Linked DNA regions of Homo sapiens: region 1 is linked to region 2. Evidence: chromatin loops called from intact Hi-C (ENCODE). Cell type or tissue: chondrocyte. All regions are shown on one strand. Links, peaks and the distances in the headings refer to the core of each region. The heading gives the core; the rest is flanking DNA.

The links. Peaks named below come from ENCODE experiments on the same cell type or tissue, not always from the same donor. Only the 100,000 strongest peaks of a DNase experiment are listed, where the experiment ranks them.
Region 1: a loop joins it to region 2, with 2.4 times the contacts of the local background. A loop is called at or near these places in 2 of 110 quality-filtered maps.

What each region holds. Positions count from the first base shown.
Region 1 is chr19:31,124,273-31,127,184 of GRCh38, forward strand. LOC124900621 (a long non-coding RNA gene) reads left to right here. Exons shown (of 3, transcript XR_935901.2): 3 at 1,415-1,477. LOC105372356 (a long non-coding RNA gene) reads right to left here. Exons shown (of 6, transcript XR_935899.3): 6 at 2,313-2,912. Among named protein-coding and RNA genes, the nearest start is that of LINC01791, 42 kb to the right of the region's middle. In chondrocyte, for the core only: a CTCF peak has its summit at 1,405; no DNase peak of the experiment used is centred there.
Region 2 is chr19:31,212,629-31,215,540 of GRCh38, forward strand. It overlaps a transcript of TSHZ3 not described here. Among named protein-coding and RNA genes, the nearest start is that of LINC01791, 47 kb to the left of the region's middle. In chondrocyte, for the core only: no CTCF peak of the experiment used is centred there; a DNase peak (open chromatin) is centred at 1,652.

The DNA.
Region 1 (2,912 bases), core at 314-2,813, 88 kb before region 2:
ACATCAGGAGTTCGAGACCAGCTTGATGAAGCCCCGTCTTTACTAAATAAATAAATAAATAAATAATAAAAAATAAAATTACCCAGGCATGGTGAAACATGCCTATAGTCCCAGCTATTCAGGAGACTGAAGCATGAGAATTGCTTGAGCTCGGAAGTTGCAATGAGCCAAGATCTCACCACTGCACTCCAGCCTGGGTGATAGAGCCAGACTACTTCTCAAAAAAAAAAAAGAATGATGGCACTGAGAGACAAAGGGAGGAACAGGTTAGGCTTCCCAGCAGGAGAACGACCACAGCAAAGGCCTGGGTAGGGGTGGCAGGGGCCAAAGAGAGGACATCGTAGAGATTGCCTTTGAATAGAGGAGGCAGCTGTTCCATTGATGCTGAGTAAATGCTTTGCATATACTTTCTAGTTTCTCCTGCTGTTTCCCTGAGTTAGTTCCATCAACCTGTGATGGAATGCACAATATCTTGATGTCATTCTTTTTTTTTTTTTTTTTTTTTTTTTTTTAGAGTAGGGTCTTGCTCTGTCACCCAGGCTAGAGTGCAGTGGCACCATCATTGCTTACTGCAGGCTCAACCTCTTGGGCTCAAGTGATCCTCCCACCTCACCCTCCCGAGTAGCTGGGACTACAGGTGCACAACCATGCCCAGCTAATTTGTGTATTTTTAGTAGATATGGGGTCTCACTGTGTTGCCCAGGCTGGACCTCATGGCCTCAAGCAATCCTCCCATTTTGGCTTCTCAAAGTGCTGGCATTACAGGCATAAGCCACCACACCAAGCTCCTGATTTTCATTCTTATATCTCTCAGAGATTTTTAGTGTCACTTGCCAGAGGGCACCAGGGCCAGAGTCTAATGCCCAGTACTCAATGGTGAACATTTTTGCTGTGCCAAGAGAGAACCACTCGATTAGAGGTGGCTACTGCAGGCTTTGGAAGTTTTCTACGGTGGGAACCAACAATCCGTGATCCGCCATGGTCCAGTGCATGCAGCCTTGGCTTCTCTTCCCTGGACCTGGGAAGCCTGCAGATGCTGGAAGCAGCCCAGCTGTGGCCCCTCCACTGTTCTTGCCCCTTATGTGTGGGTGTGGAAAGAACTCTCATTCAGAGACATGGTGATTTTGGGATGGAGACGTTGCTTCCTCCAACCAGACTGCTTCCTTCAGTTTCCACTGCCTGGGCTCATGCATCAGTAAGTTCTCCTACTAGAAAGTTTATTTGCAAAAAGCCATGGCCATTTGCTCACAAAGCTGTGCCCACTTTTGTCTGTGTCTTTTGCCCATTTTTTTTTTTTTTTTTTTTTGCCAAATGTAGGGTTTAAAATAAAATTCCCGTGTTACTTCCCTGTAACTGTCATAACAAATTCCATGCACTTGGTGGCTAGAGACAACATAAATGTGTTCTCCCACAGGTTTGGGAACTGGAAGTCAGAAATCAGGAGTTCGAGACCAGCCTGGTGAAGCCCCATCTTTACCAAAAAAAAAAAAAAAAAGAAAGAAAGAAAATACCAAAAATGAGCCAATGTCTACAGGGCTTCGCTCCCTCTAGAGGCTTCAGGGGAGGACACTTCCTTGACTCTTCCAGCTCCTGGTGGCTTCCATGTTCCCTGGCTTGTGACTGCAGAGTTCCAACCTCTGCCTCCGTCTTTGCCGGGCCTTCTCCTCTTCTCCCACGGAGGCAGAGAAGCGTGTCCTCTCCTCTTCAGTCTCTTACAGGGACACTTGTCATTGGATTTAGGATCCACCTGGATATTCCAGAATGGTCTCATCTTGAGATCCTTAACTTTAAAGCACCTGCAAAGACTCTTTAACAAAGAAGTTACATTTGCAAGTTCTGGAACATGCTCATATCTTTTTGGAGGCCACTACTAAACCCCCTACAATTCTCTTTACATAATTTCCCAAAACTGTTTCCCAAAAAGTTGCCAGCAGTAACCAAATTCCAGAAGTGAAAGCATGACCCTGGCCCATGGTGACAAACCCGCTTTCTACCAAGTTGATCACCACCTAACTGTTGATTCTAGCCCTTCTAATCTTTAGCCTGTGGTAGCAAGCCAGGTACAATTTGGCATTAAGATCTAAGAATGGCCAAAGTCTCTCATTGCACGCAGTGCTACCCTGATGCAGTGGAAACTACACTAAACAAGCTCCGTGGGATCCTTGGGCCTTCTCCCGTCTCCATGACTCATTGGCTGGGAGACTTTGGAAAATTTTCTCTGCTTCTGTGAACTTCAGTCTCCCTATCTATAAAATGAAGACTAGATTAGAACAGGGGTTGATATGCTATAGCTTTTTTTTTTTTTTGGAGATGGAGTCTCGCTCTGTCACCCAGGCTAGAGTGCAAATAGCACAATCTCGGCTCACTAGAACCTCCACCTCCCGGGTTCAAGTGATTCTCCTGCCTCAGCCTCCTGAGTAGCTGAGATTGCAGATGCCTGCCACCACACCCGGCTAATTTTTGTATTTTTAATAGAGATGGGTTTTCACCATGTTGGCCAGGCTGGTCTTGAACTCCTGACCTCAGGTGATCCACCTGCCTCGGCCTCCCAAAGTGCTGGGATTACAGGCGTGAGCCACTGTGCCTGGCCAGCCTGCTTTTTTAAATAAAGTTTTATTGGAACCCAGCCTTGTCCATTTATTTACAGATCGTGTATGGGGGCTGTCATGCTGCAAGAGCAAAGCGGTTGCAACAGAGACAGAATGACTCAGAAAATGGAGAATATTTGCTGGCTAGCCCTTTACAGAAAAAGCTTGCCACCCCCTAGACAAGTACAGAGCTCTGTAAAGGGCCCTTCTAGCTGGGTTATTTTGTGTTACTATGGACCAGTTCCTCATTTGAGCCCTGCCTAAAATCTGATGGTGGCCTGAGGAGCTGGCTATGGAGAGGGAGCAGGACTGAAAAAAAGGCTC
Region 2 (2,912 bases), core at 242-2,741:
CCGGAACTCTGATTCAGTACCAATGGAAATGCAAAATGGAACAGCCACTTGGAAGACAGTTTGGTGGCTTCTTACAAAACTGAACATCCTCTTAGCATACCATCCTGCAATCCCACTCCTTGATGTTTACCCAAAGGAGATTAAAATTTATGTCTCACAAAAGGCACATGGGTGTTTATGGCAGGTTTATTCATAAGTATTAACACTTGAAAGCACCCAAGACTGCCTTCAGTAGGCAAATGGATAAATAAAATGTGGTACACCCAGACAACAGAATATTATTCAGCACTATAAAGACAGAAGCTAACAAGCCATGAAAAGACATGGGAGAATCTCAAAAGCCTATAATAAAGTGAAAGAAGCCAGTGTGAAAAGGCTATATATGGTACAATTTCAACCATACGACATTCTGGAAAAGGCAAACTATGGAGACAGTAAAAAGATTGACTGGGTGCGGTGGCTCAAGACTATAATCCTAGCACTTTGGGAGGCGGAGGCGGGTGGATTGCCTGAACTCAGGAGTTTGAGACCAGCCTGGGCAACATGGTGAAACCCCGTCTCTACTAAAATACAAAAAAATTAGCCGGGCGTGGCGTCATGCACCTGTAGTCCCAGCTACTCAGGAGGCTGAGGCAGGAGAATTGCTTGAACCTAGGAGGCAGAGGTTGCAGTGTGCCAATATCACACCACTGCACTCCAGCCTGAGCAACAGAGCGAGACTCTGTCTCAAAAAAAAAAAAAAAAAAAAAAAAAAAAAAAAAAATCAGTGGTGTCCAGGGGTAAGGAGGGAAGGATGAATAGGCAGAGCACAGAAGATTTTAGGACAGTGAAACTACTCTATAGGATACTATAATGGTGGATCCATGTCTTTGTACATTTGTGTAAACCCATAGAATGTACAACATCAAGAGTGAACACTGACATAGCTATGTACTTTGGGTGGTGATGATGGGTCAATGTAGGTTCCTCAGTTGTAACAAAGGTACCACCCTGGTGGGGGATGTTGGTAACGGGGTGATTGCATGTATGTGTAAGCAACAGGAGGTATATGGGAAATCTCTGTATCTCTTGTGAACCAAAAACTGAAATAAAGTCTATTTAAAAGAAAAAAACGCAATGGAGGAGAGGAGCAGATTACATAAAAGGAATGAGCGTGCTGGCACTTAGCGCACGTTTGGTGCCCAGTCCTCACTCTCATTCTCTTTAGAATAAGTCTACACTCTTTCTTCTGAGCCTCGAGCTGCCCCTGGAGTTTAGACAATTATCTTCCTTTGAGGATTTGAGAAAAGTTTTCAAATTGCGACAATTTAGGGGGATTTTATTTTTTATTTTATTCTTATTTCTCACTCCTTACTTCTTCCTGCACTTGGAATCGTTAACTTGTGCTGAGTGTGGCCGCCAGGCCATCACTGCTAGAAAGGACGAGAGATTCTTAGCAGTAGTCAGAGAGCACCCGTCGGGACCAGTCCTTCTAATTCTCAAACCAAATGAGGTTGAACAAACCCGGGTAAGTTTTGGCGCTTCCGGCTGGTTGTTCCAAATCTTTGAAAGCCCTCTGCGCACTCTCCGTCATTCATGTAATCATTTAAAATATGTCTTCCTGTACAGGAACTGGGTCCCAGCCGCAGGGTAACCAGAGGCTGCATGAGTCACTGTGGTTAAGACAGATCATTGAATTCTCAGCTGGCGTGACCTCATAGCTGGGAAGCCAGAGGGCCTGCGCCAGCCAAGAGGAGCTAGCTTTGCTGATGGTGTGGTGCAGGAAGTGACTCTGCCCCATACCTGAGTCCTTTCCATAGGAAGTGAGCTGAGTGGAGACAACAGCAGATTGAGAAAGCAAGAACAGAGTCTTTGATTCTTGAGTTTTATTCAGCTCAGGGAAAGACTGCATTCATACCTGGATAAGGCATTGCACCTAAGTTGACTGAGACTTATCACTTTCACATCCCAGGATTAAGTGTGGGGGTCCTGAAGACCTATTTCCTAAAGAATCAGGCAGGCCGGGCGTGGTGGCCCACGCCTGTAATCCCAGCACTTTGGGAGGCCAAGGCAGGCAGATCACGAGGCCAGGAAATCGAGACCATCCTGGCTAACACGGTGAAACCCCGTCTCTACTAAAAATACAAAAAATTAGCCGGGCGTGGTGGCGGGCGCCTGTAGTCCCAGCTACTCGGGAGGCTGAGGCAGGAGAATGGCGTGAACCCGGGAGGCGGAGCTTGCAGTGAGCGGAGATCCGGTCACTGCACTCCAGTCTGGGCGACAGAGCGAGACTCTGTCTCAGAAAAAAAAAAAAAAAAAAAAAAAGAACCGAGCATTCAACCCTCATCCATAGACCATTCCCTCTTTGCCAAAAATGTAACAAAGCAGGAGGGGATTAAAATAAAATTTTTAAAAAGTTGGCAGGTACCAAATATTGATACAAAAATGAAGATATTCGGTTGGTTGGCTATACATCTCCAGTGTAGGTGTTTCAAGCATTTCCCAGACATTAGTCATTTAGATACCACATTCAGAATTGTGGCGCTATATCATGTCAATACTACCCTGTACTCATATTTTTCTTTAATATGAGTCAGGTCTTTACTTAAATAAATTTACTCAAAAAGGAAAATTGCTGTCACTCACTGGGAAGTCAGAATCATCTGTCATAAATTGTAAATCACACAAATGAATTTAATGAAAACATTAAATTAGAAGCATCTGTCCACAGAGCACATAAAATAATCTTAAATAACATCAATGCTATACAAGTAAACAAGAAACATCAAAGAACATCAATGGTATAAGTGTATACAAGAAATATCCATGGTATAAGTGTAGACAAGAAATATCAGAAATAGGGTAAAAATGTGAGCTTTAAAAAACTAAAACTCTGAAGATAGCTGGTCCCAATTGTGTTGTTTTAACCATAA